Regions from separate parts of the Mus musculus genome. Here all the other regions are linked to region 3. A link is a loop called in an ENCODE intact Hi-C map of the cell type or tissue named here. Cell type or tissue: left cerebral cortex. All regions are shown on one strand. Region 1 overlaps Ctnna2 (catenin (cadherin associated protein), alpha 2). Region 2 holds the start of 6330415B21Rik (RIKEN cDNA 6330415B21 gene). Region 3 overlaps Ctnna2 (catenin (cadherin associated protein), alpha 2). Region 4 overlaps Ctnna2 (catenin (cadherin associated protein), alpha 2).

What was found. A loop is a pair of places that touch in the nucleus more often than their neighbours do. Peaks named below come from ENCODE experiments on the same cell type or tissue, not always from the same donor. Only the 100,000 strongest peaks of a DNase experiment are listed, where the experiment ranks them.
Region 1: it touches region 3 in a loop (2.5-fold over the local background); 6 of 42 quality-filtered maps call a loop at or near these places.
Region 2: a loop joins it to region 3, with 2.0 times the contacts of the local background. A loop is called at or near these places in 2 of 42 quality-filtered maps.
Region 4: it touches region 3 in a loop (5-fold over the local background); 3 of 42 quality-filtered maps call a loop at or near these places.

The regions. Positions count from the first base shown.
Region 1 is chr6:77,567,932-77,575,931 of GRCm38, forward strand. The region is part of intron 8 of Ctnna2 (catenin (cadherin associated protein), alpha 2); the gene reads right to left. Among named protein-coding and RNA genes, the nearest start is that of Gm38837, 33 kb to the right of the region's middle. In left cerebral cortex, a CTCF peak has its summit at 4,892 (motif pointing left); DNase peaks (open chromatin) are centred at 4,890 and 6,727.
Region 2 is chr6:77,377,601-77,385,600 of GRCm38, forward strand. All of the region lies in intron 8 of Ctnna2 (catenin (cadherin associated protein), alpha 2), which reads right to left. 6330415B21Rik (RIKEN cDNA 6330415B21 gene) reads right to left here and starts at 4,875. Exons shown (of 1, transcript NR_045141.1): 1 at 2,657-4,875. In left cerebral cortex, no CTCF peak of the experiment used is centred here; DNase peaks (open chromatin) are centred at 3,188, 3,946, 4,432 and 6,306; H3K27ac peaks cover 1,412 bases.
Region 3 is chr6:77,439,848-77,447,847 of GRCm38, forward strand. The region is part of intron 8 of Ctnna2 (catenin (cadherin associated protein), alpha 2); the gene reads right to left. Among named protein-coding and RNA genes, the nearest start is that of 6330415B21Rik, 61 kb to the left of the region's middle. In left cerebral cortex, a CTCF peak has its summit at 4,184; DNase peaks (open chromatin) are centred at 1,816, 4,241 and 7,251; H3K4me3 peaks cover 313 bases; H3K27ac peaks cover 1,553 bases.
Region 4 is chr6:77,354,055-77,362,054 of GRCm38, forward strand. All of the region lies in intron 8 of Ctnna2 (catenin (cadherin associated protein), alpha 2), which reads right to left. Among named protein-coding and RNA genes, the nearest start is that of 6330415B21Rik, 24 kb to the right of the region's middle. In left cerebral cortex, no CTCF peak of the experiment used is centred here; DNase peaks (open chromatin) are centred at 4,224 and 4,534; H3K27ac peaks cover 1,412 bases.

The sequences.
Region 1 (8,000 bases), 130 kb after region 3:
TTATACTATTTAGATATATGTTTTGATATGTGGTATTGAAGGAAAATTCCATTTAAAAAGTAACTTCTATTATCAGTGAAAATAACAGACTAAGTGTTCACTTCAAAGCAACACACTCTTAGTTCTTCTCTCTCAGTGCTAATACCGTGGGCCAAAGGGGCTCAGAATATTTCTAGCACTGTGAAGTGTTGATCATTTACCTTGCTTGGTGTTAAATATGAAATGGAGAGTAAAGGCTTAATGTAGACTTTATCCACATCAATATTCCACTTTGGCAAGGTAGAGTCAAGACACCTGATTCTACCTCTTATTTTTGGCTCTTGTTGCTTATGTGATTGTGAATATTAATTCCTCTAGCCCTAATTTCCATCATCTGCAAGGGCAACATTCCACTGGAGAGATGCAGAGGTTCCTGGTCATGCCTAGTGATTTTACTTCCTGTGAATGTCCATTGCCTTTAAATTCATAGTAAAAATGATCCTAAATATCACCTAGTCTCTAGTTGCAGTTTGAGTCTGAAACGAACAAGGTTCAAAGTCTGAACATTAGTCTCCACATACAGCATAAGAACTAGAGCTCTAAATGTAAATGTGTGAACTCCTGAGTTCTGGAGCCCCAACAGGGTATTAGTTCCCAATACAGAAACTAAAAAGTGAAGAGAAGAGAAAGATTAATTCAATGTGAATGTACTGGATTCCATTCTACTGAAAAGAAGAACAAGTTGGTCATCACACCCAAAATACATATTTGGTATCAACATGAGGTTTAGATTTAAGTAGGGGATAAGAGTTATGAATAACTAAGCATCCATGATCAAGCTGCTGCCCTACCCATCATTCAGCCATCAGTACCCAGTTGTAGTCTGATTAGGGGTCAGAATTGTGTGAAATCTCTTCTTAGAAGGTATGTTTATCCTCTGGCCAGCACTAAGACTCTTGCTTATCCTTTCCTTCATCCTGGAATGCTTGGGAAAATATTGAATTTGTCACTCCAATGTTTTAGTAACCTGAGCCAAAGGGAAGGACAGAATAGCCTCTTCTGAATTTGTTCTCTCCTCACTAGGAACTTGCCACTCATTTGAAGGTTGTAGAACCACAGGAGTTAGAGGAGGTGGTTGAGGGAGGTTTCTAACTAGGGGCAGGCCTTTGAAGGTTTTACTTAGCTCTGGTAAAAAGCCAGCTCTCTTCTGTTTACTGGGTGCCATACATGAAGAAGCCCTCTGTCTGATCTCACCACCAAGACTGAACCATTCCTCTCTGCCTTTCCAGCCACTATGGAAACACACCCTCTGAAACTATGAGTCAAAATAGACCCTTCCACCCTTCTTCCCTTCCTTGTGTTGTTTCTGTTAAGTATTCTCATCATGGCTTCACTCCTAGCTCCCTAGATACAATTTAGTTACTCCTATAACATTCTGTGTGAATCTCTGTAGCAATAAAGTAACTATAGCCTAGTAACCTCTATGTATCCCTAGTGAGTCTCCTTGGGCAAATTGTCATGATCATTAGTACCCATTGCTCCATTATAGGGAAATAGTGAGTACTCAAATATATGTTGGCTACATATACTAATTTCTCTCAGACCAAAGAAGATAAGCTGATGTATGACTTGGCAATACACCTGCAAGATTCAGTACCCTATGCAGTATAAAATTGTTACTCAAAGAAGTAAATGAATGTAATTTAATAAGCAATCCAAAAACAATCTAGTGCTTTACTGCTTTCAAATGGATAGCTAAGTTATCTACTTCTAGACAAAAATGAATAATAAAATAAAACGTTTATATAGAAAAATAATAGAAACATTTCCAGGAAATGTTAAAAAAACAGCTGTGTTTGGAAGATGAGAAAATATGCAGTTAATTTTAATGTGTTCTTATGTGGAGTACTATTATTTTAAAGATACAAATAATTAAACAAACCAATAAACTTCTTTTTGAGGAAAGTTAGAAATATAAAGTGACTCCAATTGGTCTTTGCCCTTCTAAGACTGGCAAAGCCTGTGTCTGCAAGAGAATTCCAACACATGAGCTGAAATGAAGAATATGCTCAGGAATGCTCATTAGTGAGTGTTTACCAGACTTAATGAAGTGTACAGGACAGGTCTGCATTCTGATTGGAAAGCATTCTCTCCTTCTCTACTTATTAAACATGACAGTTACTTACGATGAATGCTTCTCCACCCCGATAATGTCCTTCGTGTGCTTCAGTAGCTTGTGTGTTTCCAACACACTTGCATGTACTTGCTTTTCCCTCTGCTATAACCAATTTCCAAACTTAGATTTCTTGGCACCAAGTCTATGGTTCTGAGAGGCTGGAGAGATGCTCAGTGATGAAGACCCTCTTCCAGATGACACAGGTTTTATTCCTAGCATCCATGTAGCAGCTTACAAACATTTGTAATTCCACATCTAGTGGATTCAACTCCTTCCTTGGCTTCTGAAGGCACCGCATATATGCATGCATGATGCTTATACATATTCATAGGCAAAACTCTCATACATATGGAGAAATAGTCAAATAATTTAAGAATAAATGCATTGAATTAACTCAATCAGTGGCACTGAGCCACAGGTCAGTAATACCATAAACTCTCCAGAGTGTCTTAGCAGTATACCTAACCATTTGATAGCTTATTGAATGTGTAAATGAGTAGACACTACAAAACTCTACAAAGCTCCAAGCTTTCTCAGAATGTTTTAGTTGTCATCTTAACATCATGTCCTCACATAATTTTATTGAGTAAAGTATGCATTCTCTTCATTATTTTTGTTAATTAAATGAAATAAGATGTTTTGATTTTCATGATTTTAAGAAGTTTTTGAATTAATGATTAGACTATACGGTATATGTTTTTCGTTCCTGTTTCTCCTGAACTCCCTGCACAGTGCCCAGTACCTGAGAGAACGTCAGTAAGTATTTTCCTGTGATCAATCAAAATCTGCCTTTATTGAGACATCACAGAAGAAGAGATCAGCCAAAGCAGGAACTAGGGTGTCATGGACCATTTTCTTAATGGGCAGAACATGGCTGTTATATAAGAACTCTCAGCGTCTATGAAAATCATCCCAAGGCACACAAAGAGTAGACCCATTAACACACCATCACAGAATGTAGTTATGGGCTTGTGAGGCCATATCTTCCTTGAGGACTCAAGTGCAGTTTCTCCTTGCTGAGGGAAGGAAGCCATTTTCTTCAATGTGTAGCCACTCGTTGGATATCTCTGCTGCTGTAAATCCTGCCTCTCAAACCCCTGCTCTTGTCTACAACTATAGTGAAACTCAGTGGGTCGACAATAGAATAAGTAAGGAGCTGGTAATGGATGGATATAGACAATAGAATAAGTAAGGAGCTGGTAATGGATGGGTGCTGGTTGGAAGGAGAAAGGTGATCTGAAAGAATTCAGGAGGGCAAAAGAGGTATGGAGTGGAATGACCAAAATACATAAAAAATGTCATAATAAAACTCATTATTGTATATAACCTATAAATACCAGTTAAAATGTGAAAACCAGTTATAGCTATTTGCTGATTTCCTGTCTCATTGGCTTCTATTTCAAGCAATTTCAGGCTACAGAATTTTATTTTATCACAAATTAGTCCTGGCATTTAATTAATGGGAAAATCTGCTCTCAAAAATCTCAACCATTCACATGGATTATATCATAACCAATACTATTTATGTAACACAGCTTATCAACTATCTTTCAGCATACTGTATGCTAATTAGGTAAACCATAGCAGTATTTTCTCGCTTTGACTTTTGGAAACCATTTTAGAATCTTGGCAGACCTGTAGCAGAGGCCACTGGTACCCTCAAATACATCAAATTTCAGGACCATCTTTATTTATTCAGAACTTACATTGTTTGGGGAAGTAGTGTGTATAGATTAAAAGAAACACAAAACACTAGTGCTTTTCTACACACAAGAACTGCCAATGAGGTAAGGAAACCCCAGATGATGTCAGAAGGAAACCTTACCAGCAGGTGCGGAGACTTTGTTCCAGCTTTTCCTACCTGGACTTGGGGTGCACAACAAAACAGAACACAGAATAGACATGATGTCAGAGCTGCCAGATGGAAGCAACCTGGGATACTGACAGTACCCTAGCATCTCTGAAGGACCATGTTTGCCTCTGGGCGTTTCTTTATGTGTGATACAAAGAAACTGCTGCCTCTCTAGATCACAGTCATTTAAGTGTCCCTTATTAGTAACTGAATTGCAGGCCGGATGGATTGTTCTGCTCAGCTGTGTGTGCAGGAGAAGTCACATTGTTCTTAACTTTCTCTTCTGAATGGCTAGCTGTCTTGTGACCTATGTGTTCATTCTCAAGGACTTCTCTGAGGCTAGGACACAATGAAACCTTATTCCCTTTTCCAGACTGTGTTGTTCTTCCTGTATCAAGTTCAACAGTCCTGGTAGATTCTTTTCAAAGCACATTCCACCCAATTTTGCTACATGAGGAATCAAAAGTAGAAAACAATTAAGACTCTTAGCCAGACTGAGAGGACTCCCAATTCATTCTGCCTCCCCCTTTTGCTGGAGATGTGACAACCACCTCCGTGATGCAGTGCCTTAGGTAAGCGGTCCCTAATGTTTAATAGGAGGTATGTTACTGTCACAACGCCCTCCTTAGTCATCTCACTCCCACTCTCAGGGTATCTGTCTTCCCGGGTCAAACCCTGATGGTTTAGTGATGAATCCTATATTTTTGCACTTATCAGTACTATGAGTGTTTGAATGGTCCCCCTCCGGGTTCCTTTCAGGGTCTTGTGAGAACTTGAGAACAACCTTTTAGGGGAGTCTTAAAACTGAGAGGAGAAGACGGGAACTGGCAAGGCACTGGACCTGAAGGCTGTGGTGCAGGTTACTGGATCACTCTGCCATCTACTGGAGCTGAGGCAAAAGACTGCCTTCCTAGTTTGGGGATTTCTATTTCTGTGTGTCAGTCAGAGGGAGTTGTCATAGCCCCAGTGTCTGCTGCAGGTGTTTGCTGGCTTCACAACACTAGATGAGGCAATGGCCTTCTCTAATGCTCATGGTCTTCAACTCTGAGAGTTCGTTAGTAACTGTCCTTTATCTTCTGGATGAGTGATGGTTACATGAGAGGATCGATATAAAAACCTTCTGCCCAGAGCTTGGCTCTAAATAAATGGTGTGATGCTCAATGCTACCATTTTACTACAAAATTCTAATTTGAGAAACTGTACCATGGGAGCCAAGAATGTCTACAGCTTGTTTTACAAGGCAGTTTTCTCTGTCTGCTGTGGGGTTTAGCAGTAGACATCCCCCAGTATTCAAGACCTGTATGCCAGTTTACCTCATGTGACTCTTACTAGTGAAGTGACATCATTACAGACATCCCGTTGCCCATGAAGCAGCCGTGTAGGTGTCCCTGGATAACGTGTCAGATTTTAGTAAACCACTCTGCACATGCAGAGTGAACATCCTGTTTTTGTTTGTTTGTTTGTTTTTGACAGGGTTTCTCTGTGTAGCCCTGGCTGTCCTGGAACTCACTTTGTAGACCAGGCTGGCCTCGAACTCAGAAATCCGCCTTCCTCTGCCTCCCAAGTGCTGGGATTGAACATCCTGGTTTTATCAATCAGGCTAAAAGTGGTAGGACAGCCCTTTACTCAGTAACTTAGGATGCTGTGCCAAGAGAAATCCAAAGTCAGGGCCTTTGTGAACTAGAGTGAGTTCAAAGCCACTGTGGGCGATATAGTGAGACATTATATGAAAATAAGAAGTGGTAAGAAGGCTGGAGATGGGGCTGAGGAGTAGATTGTGTGTCAAGCATGAACAAGGTCCTACATAAAACCTTTATTACTGGAAATTAAGCAAACAAAAACTTCATTAATAGAGCAGTATAGGATTAGCAGATATTATAACTAGTTGAAGTTCAGCTCACAGTTGAAAGAAATAGTGATACAAGGATAGTCACATGAAAGAATAACTTTTAAACACAGGCTTTATGGAAAACCCAAAAAGGTTAGTGACACTGAGAAAGGTTAGTGAAGCTTGTGTTAAAATTTCAATAGTAGCAAAAAATTTGGCTCTAAAAGTCATTCGCAGAGACAGTGCTGAGACCTGCAGCAGCTGTGCAAGGTGACTTGGTAGTCACCTCATTGTCCAGAAACAGAGAAGCACAGGACTATGGCTCTATGCCTTGGTGCATAGTCTATAATGACATACTGTGGCTTTATTCTCTCTGTATAGAGCTCATTCCTGTGGGATAAAAAAAAACTCCAATGTAAATGTATGCTATAAGAGGAATATACACTAATACATATCAAATGCATTCACATTTATTTCCTGGACAAACGCTCCTTTGAAATGGAAGAGTTCTCTTTCTTTAATGGTTTCTTATTATTTGAAAATTTCATTCATGTATGCAATGATTTTGTTAAAACCTATTTCTTACTGCTTGTCTCCAATACCCCCCAGAATCCATCAAACTCTGCCTTCCTCCTGACTTCATATCATAATAGCAATTAAAATTGCTATTATTATTGATTTCTCACTGAGTTCAATTACTCCTGGCCATGTGCAAATGGATGTAGGCTCATCCACAGGGGTATAACCAACCTCCCAGCAGCCACATTCCCAAAGAAAAGTCTCTCTCTTCAGACTATTGTATAATTAAAAATCAGGCCCACTCAGCAAGAGGGACACTATGCCTGGTGCTGGAAACCGAGCTACTAAAATTAGCACATGAGCTCCATACGTGCATTTTATAACCACATTACAAGAAGAATCAGGAGGCTGAGAATGGTGGCTCCCACCTTTTATCTCAGCACTCATGGAGCAGAGGACGGAGAACTGTTGCAGTTTGATACCTGCTCCATGTGCACAGTGAACTAACGACCAGTCTGGGCTATGCAATGAGACCTAGTATGGAAGACTGGAAGAGAGAGGGAGAAAAGAAAGAATGAAGAGAGTGAAAGAACAGAGTAATTTCTTAAACACATCTATTCTGTAAACAGATTAGGTAAATAAAGGAAAGGGAAAGTTTGAAAATGACAAGCTTAGAGAGTTCTAGCATAAGACATTACAAAAAGATACTGCAAGCAACTTCAACTATCCTTGTTTGTTTAATCAGGTGTTCAACACATTTAGCTATTATCACCTGTATGGCAGCCTTTCAGATTTTTGTTTAAAAATAATCACCAATGAAACAGTAACGTATTCAGTATGCATGCATTCTATCGGTTTAGCAAGACTTGACTCTCTTTGCAAACAGTTATGGAAGAGAATACAAGATGCATCTCTGCTCTTCCATGGCCCAGGTTGTATGACCACAGTAGATATCACAGTTCATCCTGCCTGTTAATGGCAATCCTCCTGCACTGCTCCAGGACGCTGTCTGCCAGGGGCAGTTGTCTGATCTTAAGGCAGGAGTCACAGAAAGCCAACAGTTTGTATTACACTAATGTATTTCTGATCAAGTCTACCTTATCTATTTATTCAATTAATCTTTGAAAACCAATTAAAATCTAATTTATCTGATCTCTGGATTCTGAACACTCTTTGGCCATGAATCAAACATTCTGTAGTAACTACATTATTACACATTGTGCCCTAAGGTGTCCAAGACAGCACTTTTAAAAAACTTGGTAAATGTCATTTAAAGCTGTAGCAATCTTGCTGTAGAAGTCTCAGGCTCATTTTCAAAAGAGATGCTTTGTCCTTAAGTAAAAAGTACATATGATAATTTTTGTGCCTCTGGTTGTAGTCATAATTTATGTGCATAAATGTGAAGAGATCACTCTTTGTACATTTTGACTCATTCTCGAACAATGTCAAATGACAAAACTTTCTGTCAGGTATCAATTACACACACACATGTTTTCAAGTGTTCTACATTGTAAATCTTCTGATATATATACATGAAATAGTATTATTTGGTATGTATATCTAAGTGGGTGACAAGTATTGTGATTTATCTATTTATTCATGTAATTTGAAGGAGTATTGCTGTGCATTCCTGTGACACCTAAAAG
Region 2 (8,000 bases), 62 kb before region 3:
GTGTGCAGATGACACTGGGAAGGGGCTAAATTCTAAATCTCTTTCCCCTGCTCTTCAGTTTCTCATTCTGAAGGGAAAAAATAGATTTTGCTCAGATTCAGATCTTTGAGTGAGAAGTTTGAAACCCTCAATCTTTCCCAAGCAATTCAGATCTGAAAATAAAGAAGAGTATTACCTTTCCAGGATGTGGTCAACAGGACCACAACTAGGCTGTGGTACACAGACTCATCCTCAGCAAAACACAGGATATGGTTACATATCTGCACTTGTCTTGGCATGATACCCTAAAGACAGTCATTGAAAATCATAAAGAATGAAACTTAGAGGAAAAAGATTCTCATCTAATTCTCAATTTCGTCAGCCATCTTTATGATGTGAATGTTAGACTTTAGTATAGCCCCTGGAAACCAAGACTGGCACATAGAGATTCAGCCCAAATACATAAGAGCCATTGCGAGCAGAAAGACTGAACCCCAAACTATCTAAAAGTAGATAAAATCAATTGAATAAAAGTGATATGTTCTCAAAAAAAGTGTGATATTCTCTGCTTAAAGCTATTGTAATATACAAAATTATTCTATGTAAAGTCATTATTTCCAGTTCTTGAAAGCTACTAGATAAATCTGAAAATATCATATTTATATCCTGAAGTGCTCTAGGACATCTTAAGGCATGATGGCACACAGTTTTCATAAGATAGAAGTTGCCATGCATTTGAAAGCTTACTTTGAGGCACACATAATAGCCAAAGCCTTTTCTGGAATAAGAGATAAAACTTTGAAGGGAATAGCCCACCAGGGGACAAGGGTTGAGATTGGGCTTAGAGTATTACAACACAGTATGGTCTCAATATGAGGAGTTCAGGATGGCTCTGCATATCTGAGGTTATTCTTGTGTCTATAGAAATTTTAAGATTGCTTTTCTATTTCTGTGAAGAATGGAGCTGGAAATTTTTTTTATTGGAATTGCCTTGAATCTGCAGACTGCTTTTGGTAGGATGACCAGTTTTGCAAGATTAACTCTTCTGATTTATGAGCATAAGAATTCTTTGCAACTTATAGTATCTTCCTTGGTTTATTTCTCCATGATTTAATATTATTTTATGGTAGAAGTATTTAATTTCCTTAGTAAAGTTTATCCCATGATCTTGTCTTGTCTTTTCTTTTCTTGGCTATTGTGAATGAAATTCTTCTTACAACAGGTTAGTTACAGAATTTCAGTCTAATTGCAGATCCACTGAATTGTAATCGGCATTGATAAGAAATGAAATCATTGCTGTGCACAGGGCCACTTTGTATGGTAGAAGACAAGACAGATGGAAAAGCTCCCAAGCAGTCATGGATGCTGAATGTTGTAGAAGCCATAGGCAAGTCATCTCTATTATCAAGAATCACCTCAAGGAAACACTTAAATGTGATTAGAACTAAGTAGACAAAAAATATTAGTATCTGCTTCATATTGAAAAATCATACAAACCGAGGAAAACACAGCAGCAGATGGTAAGTGACATAAATGCACAGAATAAGAGAATGGTGTCACATACTAAATTGGGGTCCTTGATCCTGGCTCATTTGCTTCTGGTTTCTCAATATCACTTTCGAACTAAGTTCCATAGACTTTTACTCCAGGCCTTATACATCAGTACTATTGCAGGCAAGCATCATAAATTGCTTAGCAATCTGGAACCCTGCTTATTTTGGGCTATATGCATGCTTATTCCTTTTCTAATGGTAATTTACTCTCCAAGACTGTTCTCTGCAAGTGCTACACACAATCCTCCCAACACCAAGTAGCATTCCGTGGAGCCTGTTAGCAATTTAGGACCCCAATTACATCGAGCTGTATGCATATTCCTCTCTGAGAATCTTTCCACTTTAACAACCATCTGATTTAAATAAAACCTATTCACTGTTACTCTACTAATGCCTAGACAGAGGTAAGATTCAGCAATCGAGAGGATAAGCAGATCCTTTTCTCTTAGAAGAGCATTAAGTACTCTAGTTAGAAATCTTGCTGTCAATCTTGGCAGTGGATCTGAACTGTTCTGTCACTTTGCTTTGAATGGAGCTTCCTAGATACTTAGCTATCTGTATAGACTTTGACTTCATTCTTCAATAAGGTCAAGAACTGAAACTGACCCTGACCATGAGAAACAGCCCAAGAAGTTGGGAGTCTTCTGCAATCAATTCTCTGGGAGAGGATATCAAGAAATCATATCAAGCATATGATTTTTTTGGTTCTAACAGAGGTTCGTATCAAGTCTCCCATCGTTTTCCTGTGCTTCGTAAAGTTGCTTTTCCTCCATGCAGTGAATTCTAAGCCATGGATTATGGATAGAACTACAAGATCTTCCTTCTGAGCTAGAGTTTAGGATGCTGACAATTTCATGTTCTTTTTTCTATCTGCATATCTGAAATCAATACATTACAATAGTCTGAATGCAAGACTCAAGAATACAGCTGTCCTTTATTAAGACACACATTTAAAAGGCTTGCAGTGGTGGGAAACAAAGACCCTGTTTCCATGTTTATTTTTCTTTGCAGACTACGGTTGCTTTTCCACAGTGTTGCTTATTTGTCATGTAATCAGTACATCTTTAGGTTCAAGTGTGTTGGTCCTTTTTGTTTTGATTAGATTTTTGTCTTTTTTTTTTTTTCCTAAGTAGCCCAAGCTGACCTGGAACTAATAACTGATTTTCCTTTCTTACTTTTCTCTATGTGCTAGCTCAAATTAAAAGTGTGGACTACCATTCATGCTGGAATTGATATCTTTTTAATTTTTTTTTTTAAATCTAAGTTCTAATACTTAACCTGGTCAAATCTATCGATAAAACCCACATCCTAAAGGCTCGCGAGGGCCAAGGGATCCTGGAAATCCAAGTTTGAGAGTGACTAATATTAAGGGCAGAGCACCCATGTACCTAGAGAGCCAAGAGATATAGATTGATGATAGTCTACCTGGGGTTCCCTCTAAGACAAAGAAGATTATGCTACAGAAATGGGATGTTAATTAATTTCTCAACATAATCTGATCTTAACAAGCAGAAAATACCATAGAAGCCTGACATAAATATGTGGCCGTAAATGCTTCATAGAGCATGACTTTCTCTCCCCCAGAACATAGTTTTATGTTAGACACCCTTCCCTTCCTAATCACACTCATAGCTCAGCCTCTTCTTGTAGCATGACTCTAGGCTCAGAGAAAGCCACAGCTATCTTCCTTTCAGCAGCTGCTCTTCAAGACTACCTCACTCTTCTAGGCATAGCCTGAGCTTGTCTTGCACTTAAGACAATGGGAGATTCACCTTTCCAATAGCAGACGTATCCTGTGACAGCATTTTATATCCTTCCAACATACCAGTAAACTTGTAACAGCCAAAAAGTCAAGCATGTTCTTATGTTCTTCAGGAAAAAGCCATCTCTCTCTCTCTCTCTCTCTCTCTCTCTCTCTCTCTCTCACACACACACACACACACACACACACACACACACACACACACACACACAAATACTGCAGAACTACATGTAAGTGGCAGGAGGGAAATAGTAACAAAAAAATCTCGGGATCATTGTTAATTGTTACCTGGCAGCAATGCTGTGGCCGGGAACATTCAAAACGTTCATCATGAAAATTTTGCAACAATCCGATGGGAGAGACAATAGTATCTTTTCGGTATTTCAGAAAAGCAAAGTGAGGCCCAGAGACAGTTGAAGGTTGCCAAGCTGGGCAGTGGTAATTTGTGCTCTTATTATCATATTGCATGCACTCTTTTATTTCAGAAAGCACTATGGATTTCATTGAAGTTATACAATTGTGCACTTCTGCCATGCATGCTACCCACAACTCAGCCTGTTCCCCACATAAAACCTTCCCTTCTGAAGCAGAAGCTGGTGCTGATTTTTACAAAATTAGCCATAGCCTTCTCTATCTTTCTACTGTTACATTTGGTGTGATGCTTCATTACTGGGGCATGTGGTATGCTAATTAGTTCTTTTATAGGAATGGGAGTTGGGAGAAAGGAAGCAGTAAGGAGAAAAGGAAACTGAAGGAAAAGCTGATGCAGAGGAGAAACAGTGCAACATCCTTCACAGGAAGGACCATAGAGTTCCTTCCTTTCCAACTGTCACAAGCTCTGCTTCCCTTTCAGGGCCATTGCCGTAGTTTGCTAATCATCTCACTTCCAGTTGGCCTTGCATAGATGTACAGGAAAAAGAGTTGGTATTCACAGACAGATATGAAAAAATGGAAAAGAAAACAGTAACGGGATTTTCTTGGTTTTCTTTTGTTTTTAATTTTTTTTTTTATCTTAGCCATGAAGACAGCACCTAGACAGAACAACAAATACTGAGGAAGGATAGCCAACCACATAGGCTGATATCTGGAGATATCTGGGAACATTTCAGTGAACATTTGAAGATTGTGGCAGACAGGCCCAGCACCTTTTGCCTTAGGCATCAGAATCTCCATGTAGAAATGCAGAGGAAGGAAGACTGAAGTGACACCTTTCCTGGCTCCAGGCATAGCAGAAGCAGCCAGTCAGTAGGTACCAGGGGACTGGCTACTGAATGCAGCCACAGATCTTGTTGTAAAGTCTAGCAAGGAGGGCTGAGTGAGAAAGTAGAAAATGCTAATGTCATATAAACAGCTATTCAGACTGCTGGTTATAGATGCACTGATTAGGTCCACTGGTAAATTCTAAAAGATTTTTGGAAAAAATTATTAGGGTTGCATTTGTTAAGAAGACATTCAAACTAGAAATAAACAAATAAATAACACAGAGAATCAAATTATCCTGGGTTTAGCATTACATAATTCTCATGCCCTGTTCAAGAATCCCTGGGCTCTCAAATTGAAAGTTGTGTAAGTTTAAGCTTGGGACTTGCATAGACTCAAATATCCTAGCTTTCTGTGTGTTTTGCTAATATGTTGAGAATAATAAACTACATTTTTGTTGGGGGAACTTATGTTGTCATTGTCAATCTTGTCTGTTAAGCACATACAAGCAAGGATCATGGCGTGGTACCTACTTGTGTTTCTTTGATTTCCCTTGTCATTTGGGAGAGCTTTTCATATGCTGGCTGGGTAGTTTGCTGTAGAATAGCAAGTGTTTGGTTCCTAATAATTTCGAGCTTTAATAACAAAAAATTCAATGAATGGGAAAGGTTGTTTTATTGTTAGTTTGTTTTGATTTGATTTTAAATAATTTCCATGTTGAAACATTTGTGGATTCCCACAGCTTGACAGCAGAGTGCATGTTTGTGGGTTTATGTAGTTAAAATGAAAATCAGCTCTTACTCTAGAAAACTTACAGTAGTTTTGAGGGCAACAACGCATACATACACACACATGTTTGAACACATGCATACCATACACACACATACATATTAACACAGAGAGTGATACACATACAAACACACACACACACACACACACACACACACACACACAAGCTGTTGTGTAACTAGACCCTCAAAATTGAAACATTCCTGCCTAGATGGAAGAAAAAAGTTTGTAAGCCTCAGGAAGTTAAGAAATGTACAATGACAGGACACTAAGCAACTAAGCAAGCTACACAATTCACAAGGTCCTCCATAATGTTATAAATAAAAACAATTAACAGTTGTTGGAGAGAGGAAAATTTTGGCTGCAGCAGCTCCAGGGACGCCGGTTCTGTGAGCCATCACCTGTACTGCCTTCAAGTCACTTGTATTCCTGAGAATCACCCATACTCCCATAAATAACTCTAAAAATATGCTGAATACAATCTGCAGAACACACAAATTTTTATGGTGATCTATTATTGTTACCTTGTCCAGAATGAAGAGACATTTGTTCACATGTCCCCAGTTAAAGTCACATAACTTACATATACATACACATGTACAAAAGAGTACTTATGCATGCATGTGTCTCTGTGTCATGTTCACAAAATAGAATGTCAAGAAGCTAAATTCCAGACCTTGATAATGATCTAGGATTGACTGCCTCCACTCTGATGTCCTGGGTCTCCTCTAAAGATACCCATAGGCAATGCAGAGATGGAAGGTTTCTGAGGATCCAGCAGTCTTCATTCATCCTGCAAAACTAAAATCTGGAAATCCAGCATAACATGCCCAGATCCTTTCGATCAAATGTTCATTGCCTTTCATCATGTTCCCCCTTAATGGCTAGCCAGTAATTTTCCAGAGAGTGAAACACAGAAGTGGCTGCATTGCCATCTGCACCGGTTCTTGGACATTTGTCTGATGCCCAGGCTCGTGCAGCAATGAAAGAGTGGATGGGGGAGGCAATGCTGCAGTGCCAGCAACAGCAATGACTATGGAGACATGGCAGCAATTTTAGTGGCAGCAGCAGGTGGAGGAGGAAGAGTGGAGCTTGTGATAGAAGAAACAGTGCTGGCTGCAGGGCCTGACACCAGGCCCACAAACCTTGACCATACTCCAGGAACAATAAGCTATTATAGAAAAACCAGACCATTAAAAACAATGGGAGCTTGGAAAAAAACACACTACACCACCTGAGGGAAGAAACAGCATCGATGCTGGAGACATGGCTCCCAGTTTAGAATTTGCTAGGAGTACAGAAGCAATGAGTGAGGCATAGATTTCTCATATTTCCAAGATAAGAATTTTATAAACCATTTGTGGCCATATTTGTATCTTCAAGAGTATGGTTTATGAGTGAACATCATTTTTGTGGCTTTTACTATATATTTCTCAGCAGTAGAAGTCAAGCCTTGTAGTGAATTATTACTCTTTTTCCCCCCAGAAACTTGATCTATTTCATAGCTATGTCTCTTACATTAAAACATTCCTTTTTAGAGGAGGAGACGCTTTGGTGACGTTGCTTGAAAGTTAGGTAAAGAGCTTCAGGGATATGACTGTCTTGAGTCTGGGGTGAGCATTTCACTAGAACAGCGGCCATGGAATCACCCATGTTCCTATTAGAAGCCCCAGTAAACTCACTGATCCACCAAGATAGACTTAGTTGGAATAGTTTCTTAGATCTTTTGCTGGTGATCTGTCTGGGGTGAACAGGCACTTGTTCATGTCGCCTTAGGAAAAGTCACACGTGACCAAAATTTTAACTCTAGACTCCATGCCTATGAACATCATTCATAAATGTGCTGAGGTTTGTTATGAATTTGAATCCAGGTAAATAATTCGATTAACAGCATTAAGAGTGGAATGTAGAAGTGAAAGATGAACTGTATGTTGACCTGAAGGGAAAGTATATATAGATAGAGTAGAAAGGTATGATGGATTTCTGGGCTGCCAGAAGGCACTGAACATAGGAGAAAACTATCTACATTGAGCGACATAGGAAGAGGGAACATGACAGAGAAAAAATGAAGAAATCCCACTGAGAAATGCATCCATGTAGCAACGTGGATAGCCTTTGTGCATTACAGTTAAATATGTGGGAAACACACTGAGCTTTGCCTTTGAGAAGAGAAAGTACGAAGCCTGGTTTCCCCAGGGTGTGAGACTGCCTAGCTGCTATCACAGTCAACATTAAAGGGTGAGTGTCTCTATGGTCTGCATGTAAATGAAAGGGTGGCATATTTTCTAAGAGCAGTAGACATGTACCATGTCAGCATAAATATCCATTTTCAGAAGCCATGCCGGGAAAACAGGTAAAGTTTTTTTTCTCCTGCCTTATATTCTGTTAAGTAGGCAATTAAAGGGTATCATGTTCCCATCCAAGGCCCAGTGTTCATTTAAATGCAGTGATCACATCTTGTAGGTTTTCTTCCCAAATGGTCCCCCCGAGAGACTGTAAACTCTTCTATAAATCACAAGGAAATTCTCAAAGTTGCATGTAGGAATTGAAAACTCCAAATAGCAGAAAATGTGCATTGCCTGAAAGGAGCTCACATTCTGAATACAACATTCGAGGATTTCTCCAATGCCACTCCAGTGATCCTCCCCAGAGCCTTAGCTTCCACATTTCCCTAGAGAGGATAGGTGGGATAGTCGTGTAATGACTACACAGTCAGA
Region 3 (8,000 bases):
TTCCACAATGTGGTCATAACACTTACACAAACACTCAGATTTATAAAATGAAAAAAATAAATCAGATAGCTAAAGTTAACCTCTGCATCTCTTCCCACCACACACATAGATGAGTGTACCTACACACATTAAGATTCTGATATATGAACACATCTCTCTCTCTCTCTCTCTCTCTCTCTCACACACACACAGGAAGAGTCAAGATCAACTATCTATGTGTGATTAGGACATTAGTACACTGTCTAGAAGAATGAAAACTAAGTAACTACACTAAAGCCTTCCAAAACTCAGTGATCATAGAAACTAAAAGAAATATCATGTACTGTGAAAAATTATAGAACAAGAAAGAAGACATGTTGGACTATGAAATGTGACAAAAAGATCAAATTCTTTTTGGCTTTGATACTTGACCAAACCCGCAGGCCAGCTGGCTGCTGAGCCTCTGATGAGAAAGGAGCTAAATCTTTATGTTCATCTCCTTCAAAATTTTGTTTCAGTTTAAATGCTCAGAGCCAAAGAAATCCAGCCTCAAGATGAAATGAATATTTGATAACTTTATCCATTCATTGTATCTAGCTGGAGTTCTTTAATTGATAAACTATGAATAGGGGCACGGAAGCTGACGAGAGCCAGTGTCTACATAATTCTCTAGCCACCATATCTACAAGTTTTGATTGGTTAGTTATTCAGTCGTCCCCTCCCCCGCCCCCCTTGGCCATTCTCTGTAATGTAGTTTGACTTTGAAACTTGCCAGACTCTATGGAATTTTCCAATATGGACTGAAGGTTACTTACTCCATTCATTCACAAGAGTACCTCTATACTGGTTACTTGGTATATTAATAGTTTTCAAATAGATGGGAAGGAAAATGCTCATGAGACAATAAGTGTGCATGAGAGAAGGAGGGGGGATAGGAGGAAGAAAGAGGGGAGAAGAGAATATTCACCTTATGGGAACACTAGTAACTTGCATGAAGAATACAAAATGAACTTGGAAGTCTTGAAGAATAAAGGAAAGGGAGAATGAGATTTATGAAGGTGAATAACATTTCCCTGGCTCAAATCAGATTTTAAAATAACATACACCTTGCCTTTTCCAAAGGTGAATGTCAGCTGGGCTTGCAATTTTACTAGAAAAGGATTGAAAGAGATACTGCAAGAAAGGAAGGGGCGTGAGAGAGAGATTTTTCTCACCACTTGTTTCTGAAGGGAGCTCTGCCCAGCCTTAATAGATTGCCACTTACGCCAGAGCTACACACCATCAGATAATGAAAACAGCCCCCGCATGTTTTCAAATCCCCCATTTAAAATTTAAATTCATTAGTTTATGAACTGCTGGGAATTGACAGTTTTACACCCCAATCCTCCTGGAAATTTATGTAAAGGATGCCACAGAAATGGAATAGGGGAACGTCTCCAAGCGAAAACACCAAACACAAATTGCTAAATAAAAATGCAGCAGACACCCATTTGCTGTGGGTCATATAACTGAGAATGTCGTTTTTATTAAGGGGAAGTTCTTTAAGCATTTGCTTCCAACCCAGCCATGTTTTTTACCAACATTTAAAATATTAATGTACTGTTTTTATTGCCTCTTTTCTCTACCCGCGTTTCTTTTACTGGTTCCCTACATCTAAAACATGCTTCATGTATCTACACCATGGCAGGCATTTCTCCCTTTTCTTGCAGTAAGGGGGAGGTATGTGAGCCTGTGAGTGTCTTCTTTCTGACAGCTTACAACACAACTAGACCATCGTGTCCTGATTTGGGAGGTTTTAATTATAATAGAGCCTGATCTATACCAGGAGACTAGACTTCAGAATTACACAAAGGTTCGTCCCTGTCTCGTTTGGCTTTAAGGTTGAAATTTAGTTCGTGCTTTTTAAAACACAGTTCGCTCGGGGCTATGCACATGAATTTAATTTGCTGTGAATAGGAAGGATCCAGGGTGAATCAAGGAATCAAGCTGCAAAAGCAAAAGAAGTTGTCTGCAGGCATTCAGCACAATTCTCTCCAAACTAGGAAGCTGCACACTCTCTTTATAGTTCATGATTTCTGAGCTCTCTGTAAGCAATATCACCAAATCTCTTCTTCTCTATTTCTTCTGTTAATATGATAGATCTAACTGTTACTTCTATACAACCCACTGGGGATTGTAGGAATAAGGGTTTTTAAAAGAGTATAATTGATAGAATTAATACATACATACATACATACATACATACATACATACATACACATATGCATATACATACCTACACATACATACATACAGGCACATACATACATACATAAACACACACACATATATAATTTATTAGGATGGCTTACATATATGCTCTTGGTTCAACAACGGTTGACTCACCGTGGAGAACCTGAGAAGCCAGTAGTTGCTCAGTACATGAGGCTGAGTACTTTGGTAGTCCCGATCTGAAGTTGAAGACCTGGAGAATTCCTAGAGAACTGCTGGTCTTCACTCAACATTGGATACCTGAAGAAAGTGGTTCTAATGCTTTGTCAAATGAATGCGCCCACTTAGAGAGCAGGTGTACATGCCAGTAAGAGTGAACACAAGCAGATACCAAGCATAGGTTCCTTCTTCTCCATCCTTTTAACTGGACTGCCCGCCACCAGAAGGTGCTGCTTACATTCAGAGTGGATCATCCTGTTTCAAACTAATCTGATCATGACAATCCTTCACAGAAGTGCATATGAGCTTGTTATTTAGTTGACTGTAGATACAGTCAAGCTGACAGCCAAGATTCTTTATTATAAGAAATGATTTATTTATTTGGTACATGGAATTATATTCTTCTGGTCAAGGTTGTTTCCAAATTGGAATGTGGAAGAGTCCATGCTGCAAATTGTTTGACAATGTTTACATGGGTCTATTCATTGGCACCCTATTTCTTCTACCCATCTACTCCACTTCCTATTTACCATTCCCACACTGTCTTTGCTTCTCATATGAATTTACTGAAATGGTAATGATCAGATAACATAAATCCCTAACTTTTTTTTCTTTCCAAGGCAGTTTTAACTATTTTTTTCTTCTCCAAATCAAATTAATGGTCAGTTTATTTTGTCAACCTTTTAAAGATGCCACAATGACCCAGTCACCAGAAAGAGGACCAAAAGGAAGATGGAAGAATGTTCTTGTATACCTGAGTTTTCAAGTTAATTCTGAAAGGGTTAACCCTCTCTTAACCTACAGGTGCATTATAAATTCACTGCTACTGAAACCACAATCCTACTCTGAAGATGCATTTTTCTCAAATACTAGGAAGTAAGGTCGTAGTAACTTATATACAAGTGACCCCACTTTATAGACCAACCTTATGTGTGATTTGAAAGTAAAATGTTATTCACAGGCTCAAGAGTTTATTGGTCACCAAGGACAGGGCTGTTTGAAAAGGGTGTGGAACCTTTAGGACTTGGAGCCGTGCTGGAAGGAGTGGGTCACTATGTGATTGACCTTGGAATTTCAGAGCATGCTTTCTGCTCATGCTCTGTTTCCTGACTACCTATGCCATGTGACCTTCCTCTTCCATCTCCCAACACCATGCCTTCCCTCCCAGGATGGGCTGCATCTCCTATGACTGAAAGTCACCATCAATGTTTCTTCCTCTAAGTTGCTTCTTGCCAGGTGATTGGTCATAGCAACGCTAGATGCAACTGACATACCTGCTTCTTGGAGTATGTGGAGGCAGTGTTTTCTCTTCTAGGCAATCTTACTATTCTCCAGAATAAGTGAGTTTCTAGACCATACCAGGTACTTACATAGGAGTTGGTAAAATGTTTCCCTGCATAGTATAACAGCTCAAGCCCACTCACTGTTGCTTGGGGAAGTTCTCACCCTCATATCTACCAACCCTCCTACGTCTTTGTATGACCATTATATTGCCTTTCCATTTCCCTTTTCACATAACCATGTTTTCTTCTCTTCAAGATTATATGTCAGGTGTGGGCAGACACAACCTTTTATATTTCAAAGTGTGCCCACAGGCCTTTGCCCAAGAGAACAATAACTGTGTGATGGGGATTGAGGGCCAGGGAACAGGAGGCAATCTATCAAGCCAGCTAGCAAGCCCCAGCGGCTCCCAGAGTCACAGACACTCAGTAAATGTCAGCCCATTGAAAAAGTGCTTAGCCTCACTGCTGTGCAAGCTCTCAACGGCAGGGACAGAGTCGCAGTTTCTTCACATCAGTGAGGGAATCGCCCACGGCAGCAGTTCTTTTAGACAAGGAATCAAATCAGACTCTGTTTCCTTAACACCTAAAAACAAGCCAAGTCACCGTCACAGCCTGCATTTAGGGCAAAATAGAATGGGAGGGAGAAGTACGAGAAAGACATCTTCACAGAGCCCAGAGAATCAAGACGGGGCACCAAATACACGTAGCAAAGAGAAGCACAAATGCACGCAAGCAAACGCAAACCCCAACCAGAGCAATAATAAAGCAACAGCTGAAGAAGCTGGAGGTGATTGGGGAGATTTACAGGAGCTAGGCAAGGCCAGGCTCCAATGCTCCAGCCGATCACTTTTATCTCTGCATTGGATTTCTTCCGTGGTTTCCTCACTGGCTTGGTCTTGACCACTGCAGTATTCTGTATGCTGCACAGCCTGCAAGCCTGACTGTTCTGAATCACCGCTGATTCCTCTGCTCCTGCTCAGTCACCCTTGCTCACAAACATCAGGACAAGTGCAGCCTCTTCTCAGGTGACCCACTTCTATTCCTCGGCTCCTCATTGGCCCCCCAAACCTTCAGAGGCTATGTATTTCCTAACTATTCTTCACTCCATCTTCTTCCCTTCCTCTTCCTCTGGAGTTCAAACTTTACCTCTTTTGTTAACGTCTTTGGTCCTTCAGTTCTACTTCCCTCTTTTATTCTGAACCATGGAAACTAATTTTCAAAATTTGGGGATCCCATTAAATTCTGGATATATGCATGTTGCATAATTGTCTATTGTGGACTATTCATTAAGCTTCATCTAATTTCCTGTCTTTTGTTCTTCCATTCTAAGCAGCCTCTAAGGCATGGAGGGTCATACAGGGGAAGAGCCCAAGGAAATCGTCTCAAAGCAACAACTGTAGCCAGACTGTAGAAGTCAGGTTGTTTGACCTGATTTTTGTTCTTACAGCATATCCTGACACTTAGGGCTGTCCTGCCCCATCCCATACAAACAGAGACAGTGAGGAATGTGAGAGTCATACTGTCATCCTGTCACCTTCTCTAGCACATGATCCCTCTTTAATAAACAAGCACTAAGACTTAAATAGTAATTTTAGTTACATCTTTTTAACTGGGGATAAACTCTTACTAATAAAGCTACTATGTCTTAGAGTGTCATGCCATGATGATTCATTTAAAGTGTGAGATCTGTAACTAAACAGAGTATATTCTTAACCCTAAACTAGGATTCTGGGGCAGGAGAGATAGTAACGAGTAAAGTGCTTTTTGTGCAAACACAAGGACCTGATCCCTAGAGGAGGCAAAGAGTTAAGGTAAATAGCATCTGTGATATCACTATACCTACTTCTAGATGGAGACATAAGACTCTGGGAACCTCCTGGGCTCACTACATACTGGTGATAAGCCAAGCCGATGAACTTTTTCAAGAAATGTGGAACACAAGAAGCATCAACTAAAGGTATTTGCTTACTCTCACATGTTTAACTACATTCACAGATGAACATTCACATACAAAACACAAAAGAAGAAGAAGAAGGAGAAGGTGAATAAGAAGAAGAAGGAGGAGGAGGAGGAGGAGGAAGAGGAGGAGAAGAAGATGGAGGAGGAGGAGGAAGAGGAGGAGAAGAAGGAGGAGGAGGAAGAGGAGGAGAAGAAGGAGGAGGAGGAAGAGGAGGAGGAGAAGAAGAAGGAGGAGGAGGAGGAGAAGGAGGAGGAGGAAGAGGAGGAAGAGGAGGAGGAGAAGAAGAAGAAGAAGAAGAAGAAGAAGAAGAAGAAGAAGAAGAAGAAACCAGAATTCTTCAGATTCCAAAACACAGGTATGTATCACTTCCCAAATGACCACAGTCACATTCAGGTTTGGAATGAACCATATCTGTATGTTTTGCCCATTAGTCACAGCTAAATAGATTAATATGGTGTGAATGAGGAGGCAAGAAATATTCTAAAATCTGAATGTAATCTCTGTTTTAAAATTATTTTTCCAAACACTTAGGCTGGTTTCCCCACCAAATGACTGTTCTTTTAAAACAAAGGCAAAATATTATTTGAAGACCAAAAAGCCAGGACTACATCATGGTACTGCATCTGGTCATCAGGAAAAGCACTTGCCTATTTGATGGGAAATGTGAGGTATGAAGGATGAGGCAAGTATAGGGAAAGATTATGCTATACCATTATACAGCCATTCATGGCCAGAGATACTGTAGTGACAAGGAAACCCAATTCTCATATTATTGAAAACTTTAGACAACTGTATACATACTATGACCCTCACATTGTTACATAAATGACACCAAGAAGACCTCTGCCCACTGGCCCTGGGTGTTGTCTGGTTGTGTTTGTTTGGTTTGGTTTGTTACACAGTGTTCTGAGATCTGTTTGCTACAAACCCTGCTTGGCATCAAACAAAAACTTCATAGATCCAATTACTTAAAAAATATCTTAAGTATGTTTATTTTTGCTCATTTAGTTATTATTTGTTTCCAGATGTCTGAAAGGAACCCCAGTGGGCATGAGCTCTCCCCAGTGGGGTTTCTAACGTAGGTCCAGTTTTTGTTGTCCTGAGGAATTCCTTGGTCCTCTTGCTCTTCTGAAGGAGAGGTGCAGAATGCCTTCTGACCCTCTAGACTGAATCTGTCGTTGGAGCAACCCTCTCATTTCATGCAAAAACAAAGTCCTCAATAAATCTTGAGGGTTTGACTGCCACTTAACATTTATATCCTGGAGTTTCATTTAGTATTTGTGACTTTTTGACAACCTTCAGATCTCTTAGTCCCTTGCGCAGCCTCCCAGGTTTCTTCCCCTTGAGAGACAGAAAGGAACAGGTTATAGCTTCATTCCACAGGTACACCTGTCTTTAAATATTTTCAATGTTCACAGCTTCCTCTTTGCCTTCCTAGAAGCCTTGGCACATCCACCAAAGTCTCTAGATTGCAATTTAAAACTGTTTCATGAGGCAGGGATGAGTCAAGATCTGCCAATGTACAAGATTCCTTTTCAGGGAACATTCCCCGGTCTTCCTCTCCTTAATCTCTGTCACTGTGTCTCTCCCACTCATCACTCTCCCAATAACTCTCTAGGAGCCCAAATCACTATTTTAATCTGCTAGCTTTTCCTCCTATCCATGAACCACACTTTGCTTCATCTTCAACAAAGATTACATGCAGCACCTATAAGCAATCTATTCAGCAAATGCACCCCCACCCTGCCAATGTGCCCAGCTATTACCAAGTAGAATGTTCAAAACTCGACAGCATTGTGGAGTGAAATCAATCTTCTTCTCCAGCCCTCCCATCCCCCAGAAATAAGTGCATGCTGGGACCCTGCTCAGATTTATTGAATGTAAGGGCTTGTAATGACTTATCAGTCTGGGTGAAAGAAGTCTATTACCTCCCAACCATATATCAAATGGTATTCATCGCAGGTCCTTGTACCATGTTTGGGAGCCCATGGAAAGAGCCGAGTAGTAAATTCATGCTAATGTTAATAAAACTTTGTAGTGGGCAATAATGACAAATAGGGCCTTGATTGCAACATGTGAGATAGCAATTTCTAATGGGAAACAAAATCCATATTTCATAGCAGAGATTTAACGAGGATTTACAATGGAAGGTGAGAGAGAGGAGAGAGAGAGAGAGAGAGAGAGAGAGAGAGAGAGAGAGAGAGAGAGAGAGAGAACTATCAATTGACAGCACAGAATTGAGAGGCAGTATGTACCCATGGAACCTCATTTACCATCTCTGCTTGTGTCTTTGCTACAGTTCTTCCATCTAATCTGCTTTATCCTCTGTGTTTTCAAAGGAGACAGGG
Region 4 (8,000 bases), 86 kb before region 3:
ACACTTAACATATCCCCTCTACATACACACATACTCATTGTACACCTTACTGTAAAAAAAATGAAATAAAAACCTATCAATTCATCTGGTCTCAAGTATCTTAAAGTATTGGGATTCAGACTCAGAAAACATGATAATCTTATGGGCTTTACTTATTAATGGGCTAAACTAATCATCTCTGGGGCTTAATGTGTGCTTCTGTAATGTAGCCCAGGTCTGACTCCTTTGGTTCACTAGAATGTGCACAGTGTCTCATTTATACAATTGCCCAGTAAAAGCTGGACTATACTCTTCTGACTTTCCCGTATGAGAACACTAATGTCCAGACTGCAAGCTGTTTGCTTCTCTTATGCACTCACTTTGCTATGCTTGCTATAAGAATAAGATGTCTAGTTAACTTCTTTGTACTTAAAAATATCAATAGCTCACACTCAGTATCCAAGCTAGTAATTTTGCCTGGGCATGGTGGTATAGAGCCCTTGCTTTGGAAGCATCAGCATGCAAGAGGAAACTCTGTTGATGTACGCCACCTTTAATAATTTAGTATAATGACTTACACTTCCCACAAGAGTAGCCTTGTCTTAACAGCAGCGGTAAATACAGCTACAAAACTGCATGGGACTGCTATTGGCTGAGGGCACTAATTACAAAGCTTTGACTTGAATTAAAATTGCTAAATAACAAATGAGATTAGCAGCCTAAAGATAACTTAATTTAAATAAAAGGCTGCATTTATCACATCTACAATGCAATTTTCCAGAGGTATAGAAAAATACAATTTTAATGAAAAGCCATTGTTTAAAAATATAATTCAAGTACCTAGTCCCTCCCCTTACTCTTTGATTCTGTTCTTCAGGCAATATGTTCAGACAGATTTAGAGGTCAGAATGGAAGCATTCAGACCATGTTCTCACAGCCAGACATTACTTGGAGTAGCGTCTTCATTTTTAATGATTAACAGCTGGCTATAAAAAAATCAAGTGCCAAAAAGCTGGGGGAGGGAAAGGAAAATGACCTTCTACACAACCCAGAGACACCAGGAACCTAACAGATAATAAACTCTCAACCCCACCATTCCTTTAAGAGGAAAACCCAAGGCAGAAGAGCTAAGTGATTTTTCCAAGAACACAGCAGCAGAGGAAAGCTGCCCCTTCAAGTAGGGCACCACAGCACTCCACTGAAAGTTTCTGGTAGCAAAATTAGGTATAGTCATGGTTTCATACAGGACCTATTTTTAAAGTTTATTCTCATCAGAAAGACAGAAGAGGAATAAAGAATAAAAGAGGAAGGACAGAAAACAAGGAGTTAAGTCCTAATTCTTAGGTGATGGAATCCTCCATAAAAATAAGGTCCCTTGGCTAAGGCAAAGTTATGTTAGAGTAGAAAAAAACCCGGAGATAGAGGGCAGAGTTCTCCCTTGCTATTTCAGTCTTTCTAGAATATAGTAATGTGACACTTGACTGGGATTAACTTATCAACTTTTTTCCATTATAAAAGGGAAGGCATTTCTTGGTCTGTGTGAAAATGAGAGAGGTATTTAAGAGGGGAGGACCGTGCTCCTGTGGAGGCTTGATGCCCCAATGTATGGAGATGCTAGAGTGGTGAGGTGGGAGTGGGTGAGTGGGTAGAAAACTACCCTCATAGAGGCAAAGGGGAGATGGAGATGGGTAATAGGAAGGGGGGATATCATTTGAAATATAAACAAGGAAAATGATTAATAAAAAAATCGATCAATTAAAGATTACCTTCAAAGCAACTTCCTAAAGTTCCTGATTCCATGAACATTCATAGCTATGGATTCTGGAAAATTCCTCACAGCATGTTCTCAATGATTAATTTGAATTATAGAAAACTTCTAAGTGGGTCTCAGTGAACTGAACACTAATGTCTACAAGCCTCTCGTTTTTATTCTCTTTTCAGCATCAGCTATTGAAGGCAGGACTCCACACAGGCTAAGAAAGTGCTTTTGTACTGAATTACATTCCAAGAGAAGGGTCTTGAGTAGGTAATGAATCAGACCTTCATTGTGCCTTGACTTTATGTCTAGCACTAGAGAAGTAAAAGATATTCTTGTTTCACTATATTGACCCATACTCCCAAATTCTTAGGGTTCTTGGTAAACAAAGCTGCATAGTATTTGCACTTAAAATAATATACTTAGAGTGTCTGTCTAGTCATTCAATTGTACACTGACATGTTGAAGTTTAGAAATATATAGATAAGTCCTACTTGCCCAAACATTCAATAAATTATTTTTACTTATCAAAACTATATTGTTTATGCTTCATATTCCAGAGATTTCATAAATAACACACAGTGTCTCCATCCCAGCTCTACGAAGAATGAGGAGATAATGGCTAAAGTTCAGAATATTCTGGAACTATTTTTCCCACTTGAAACACTGAGGAAATGAAGGAAGTGGTAGAGGAGGGTTGAAGGCGGACAGCTGAATCGGAAGAGGTGAGAGTCAGCTCCTCCTCCAAGCTGAACTCACCTCTTCAATAGGACTCATTGGGACCACAGCTCACCTGTCCTCAGATCCAATTCAATACATAGTACGTATTCAATAAATACTTGGATGGAAAAGAGGGTAGTAAATCTGAATCCTGAGTCAATACGCCTGAGTAGGTCTAATTTGTGCTGGGATTGATCACAAAATCAATCAGACATTTGAATAAAATCTGATCAAAGTTTACTTTTTCCTATGCTTTCCTATGTTTTCACCAGGAGAGGTTTCTACGTGCTTCTGAGACTCTTACAGTCCATGTGTGAACTGCTTCAGTGCACTTTCAGGAGATCAGGATGATTTGCACTCCAGGTCGTGGAAATGGGCTCTTCTGGTTCCTTGCATACTTCATCCATTCTAGGCTGACATTTTGATATGATGTTTTACCACTTGGTCCAGGCATGGGCAGGTAACTCTGTGGCTCTGAATTCTATAGTCTCCTAATTTATTTTCCTCCCCCTGAGTCCTAGTTGGGTCTTTTGTGAAGGGTATGCTCTTAAGGAATTTGGGTTCTCAGGACTCAGTACTCCAGCCATGGAAGGAAATCCTTGATGATGCCTGGGAAAATCTGAAGGCTTTGGGGCCACACAAGGAATCATGTAAGTAATCATGAAGTAATCACGAAGGAATTGAAACTGTGATTCAGAACTCTCCCTATGTCCAGCAAGGCTAGTGCCTTGTGAAGGGGACCAGGCCATTGACTAAAACTGGTTATGAAAGAGAATCAACACTTGGTATTGGTAGAAGTATCTGACCAGTTTGGGTTGTGCTGGAAATTGAGTCTAGGACCAAGTGCTGAATGGTACAGGACACATGTAAATATATAAAATATTTTTAATTACACAATGAAAGCCCAAGTTACACCTTATGGTGGAATTATTGTAAGAATCTCACATCACTTTTTTTTTTCTGCTTACCAATATTCAGTTCAGACTAGAGTCATCTGCATTAGCTTTAAAAGAAAGGAAAATTATCAAAAATTTGTTTTCAAGGAGAAACTAGCAAAAAATAAGAAGGTGAGGTAGAGGTCAGGATTCTTCACAAGATATAATGTGGACATAAAATTTTGTATTGTTGAGCAATTGATGCATGGATCCAATCAACCAAAATACAAAAAAAAAAGTTGTATTTATGTGACTCACATAAATGTTTTTGTGTGATTATTTTCTATACAACATGGCATAACAATTCACTTCTATACATTACAGTAGATGATATAAGTCATTCAGAGAGAGATGGGTTAAAGCACCAGAGACGAGTTAAACAACAGATGGTATTTTTGTAGACTGCAGGCAAACAGGACCCCGTTTCACAAAAAGATACTTGAGTAGCCAGTGTATTCCATCAGCTAGAGTCCTGGAAAAAGGTCTCCATGGATACCAAGTTTGTACCTGCTTAGGAATTCTATCAGCTGATCTAAATTCTCTGTCCTTAAGGCTGTGTCTAGACATCTTGTAAACGTTTGTTGTTTTGTTATTGAGAACCACAGTCTTTGCAACCTAGGGTATAATCATATACAATATAATGAAAATATAGAGATAAGTGAAATTGGCATTGGTGGCATGGTGCAGGCAAAAGGAGAGAAACGAAGGCCAGGAAAAGACAAGTCTATTTGCTTAAATTTCAGAAGGACGAGAGCTCTCAACGTTGTAAAGATTGAGCAGCATCTGTGCTCACTCTCAGCACCGTTCTCTGTGTGGTTCCCCACCATCTGCCCTGCTTTTTCTCGGCTCTTCCTCTGTGAATGGCAAATGATCTAATGTTCTGGTTCTATGGGCTTCCTGCCTCCTGCCCATGCCCTTTGTCTTATAAAGTTCAGTGACAGCCAGAGGCCTTCCGTCACTCCACTGCTATGCTCACTTCATAGCACATAACCCTTAGAAAAATGTTTTCTGCAAAAAAAAGGAGCCTCTTTAGGGCTGTCCTGTGTCCATGTGTCTAGATGAGCAACACACACGGTTGATTTATAAAGCAAACCAGAAACCTGTGACAGCACTTTGTTGCATGGTGTGAATAAAACTTAACAAATTACCATTTAGTTGACTCTCTCCTACTGTGTGCTATTTTTCATCACCCCATCTTTCTTCACCTCCCTCTTCCTGCATTATAAATTAGCACCATCGCCTAGCACTTTTCAGACATAACAGATGTAACGCTATCCACATTCTGATAATGCTGAAATCACCACGAACTCCAGGCACAGTGTACGTTGCCAGGGCCCAATGTTGTTATTATAACGTTCTCTCCTCTCCTAATGTATCAGACTACATGCAATATATATTCCACACACATGTGAGGAAAATACCAGTGGCTGAATGAACCAGAGACCAAAATGAGCAAAGGAAAACATGTGCTCACCTTCAGAAAGTCGTAGAAGAATCGGGAGGTTTGCAAGAGCAGCTGCACGAGGCACCACCACTCACTGCAAATTTTACTATCTTGTCCAGTATTAAGGTCTAGATTCTGCAAGTCCAGGATTAGAGACAATGCAACATGCCAATAAGAAACACTCTTTAGGGGCTGGTAGGATTTCTCACTGGGCAAAGGTGTCTACCACGCAAGCCTGATGACCAGAGTTCAATTCCTGAATGCCATAGTGGAAGAGAGCTGACTCCTAAAACATGTCCTCCCCCCCTTTTTTTCTTGCTGTGGCAATGCATAGCGATGCTTTCAGTTATCCCTCTCAGTAATAAACAGAAAGTGTTCAAGAAACAATACTTTGACTATTTTCAAGACTTGGTTTTTGTGTTGCTCTTCTATGACTTTCCTAAAAGAGAATCCAATGAAAATAGAAGCCATGAAGAAAAAAGATATAGGCATATATAGAGATGAAACATATACACAAAAGCAGGCTTAATGAAACTTGCAAATTCTACAAAAATAAAGGACATATTATCAGAGAAATACAAAACATCTAAAGCTCTCCTCCAACTTCTCTTACTGGAGATGGACAACGTTAATTTTCACCAGTGTCAAGAAGAGACAAAATGAATTATTTTTAGGATTAAATCCCAAAGAATACATACTGTTCTTAGGCACTTAAACATGAGATAATAATAACTGTATATGTCCTCAGGACATTCCCCTGACCCAAGACCGATCACAGAAGTTACACATGACACTCTATTCTGATATTCTGGGAGACTGTCCTAATCCATTCCAAAAGATATATACTATGTTATCCGTCTAGGACAAATAACATACACAAACCATTAAATACAAAAAGAAGGCTTTCCATGGTCATAATACTCTTCCATATATATAAGATGCCATGATGCCCTTTTTATACAACTTTATGTTTTGTATTTTAAGTTGTACTGGGGATTGAACACAGCACCGTGTATATGCTAGCTCAGCACTCTAGCTCTGAGCTGTATAGACAGCACCATTCAATTTGTTAGTAAGAACATGGGCAAAAGGTTAAAACATGGAGGTAGGGTATTATTTCCAGATGGTGGGGAATCTTTGCAGAGTCAAGTGTGAGGGATTCAGCATTTCTAAAGTAACATGGCATACTGGTTACTCTTCAGCTCCAATAGTGTGGGTGAAAGGTGGAAGAACTTGCCAGTGTTTTTGATATCCTCTGAGACAAGAAGGGAGGCAAGAAGTCAGTGGCTGATCCCCATAGTGGCTGACTTGCTGAAGCCTCCATAGTGGCTTACTGTGAACATGTTCACTGTCTTCTCCTTCACAGCTTATCCTGTATATTAAATGGTCTACCAGAAGTCATGGTGACAGTGTAAGTAAACCTCATGGCATCCTGGAGAGGTAGAACCTACAATCTAAAGAAACCATCACTGAGCTCACATTTTATAACCATCATCGAGGCAATTAATTAGTTCCCCAAAATTATGGTCAAGACATGATGCTGGATGGCATTACCTTGTTCTCCACACTCAGGAGAAAGGATATATTTAATAGCACTTTCAACAGTAATGGTTCATTTAGGGTAATAAAGTATTTTCTATTCCCTTTATACCTGGAAGTTCACACAGCACTCAGAAGTCTACAAGTTTCATGATAAACCTCATGTAACTGACATCTCATATCGTTTTGATCATTAAATTCTCCTATCATCAATCCTTATTATTATCATTTCTGAAATGTCAACCAGTGATCTGCATTTTTTGGTGTTCATTCTTGTGTGGTCTTTCCCTCTGGTTGTGGGCTGTACCAAGTGATCAGCTTCCTGCAAAGCTGCAGAACCAACTGCAAGGGAGTTTAAGGTGGGGGTTTCCATGGCTTCTAGCCCAGCATTCTCTCACTTCCTTACTCTGGTGAAGTCTACACGGTGTTCTCAGCTAACCTCTGAAGCAGCTGGCAAGAAATGAAGTCCTAAAGACCCAAAGTGCTGTTTCCATAGAATTTAGAAGCATGTCCCCAGGTAAAATTGTAGCCTCAGCTGACTTGCAACCGTGTAAGGCATCTTGCATGCTCCAGAGGACCAGCTGAGTACTGAGAGACTTAATTCGCATAGATGATAAAGAGCTAGGTGTAGTAGCTCCAGCATGGAAGCCATCAAAAGAGCGGTAGAGACAGAAAGATTGTGGATTCTAAGTCACACTCAGCTGCAGATGGAGTTCATCACAAGCCTGGAGTACCCCAGCATTTATAGCAAACAAAGAAAATCACCAAAAGTAAATAAATAACAAATAAACCAAAACAGAAAAACAAAGAACACCATCAAAAGTAAACAAACAAACAAACAAACAAACCAAAACAGAAAATCCAAAACAAAACATTAGTTAGAACGACATTGGGAAACAAACAAACAAACAAACAAACAAAAGAGTTTATAAAGCCTTATAAACCCATTACTTATAAAGGAATGAGTTTTCTGGTAATTCATTACATTGGAAAACTCACCTTGGGAATAATATTTAAGTTACTTTTTAGAGCATTTCTCTCTCTACCCCTTCTAGCCTTCATTATTTCTATCAACCTGTTTACATTCCCTACCATTCTCTCTCTTGTACTCAGGATGGAAGCCAGGGTCTTGCCCATTCACACAATCACTAAGCTCTATCCCAAGATCTTACTTATCTTTTAAATGTGTGGGTGCCCAATCTACGATATGTACCAAATCCTAGGCTAACCAGACCTATAGACCTGGTTACACTTACACTGTAAGATTCTCAAACAAATAAATAAATAAACAAAACAAAACAAAGAAAATACCAAAACCAAAAACCATAACAAAAACTAAAATTTAAATGAATTAAATTAAAAATTAATGTATAAGATAAGGCATATTGTTGCAAGACTGATTCTATTAATGACAATAGAAAACAAATTATGAACTCAATTGTCACTCAATTAAAGGAAGTGAGCTGAGGCTTGCCCTATCACTATCTGTGACAAAGAGTTCACAAAATGAGATAAAGAATTTACAAGCTGAGGATAAGAAAGATAAGCCCACGTTTTTTTTTTAAAGCATTTTGATTCTTTTTGATAACTTGTATTGTTCACTGCAAACTAAATTCTATCCACTGAT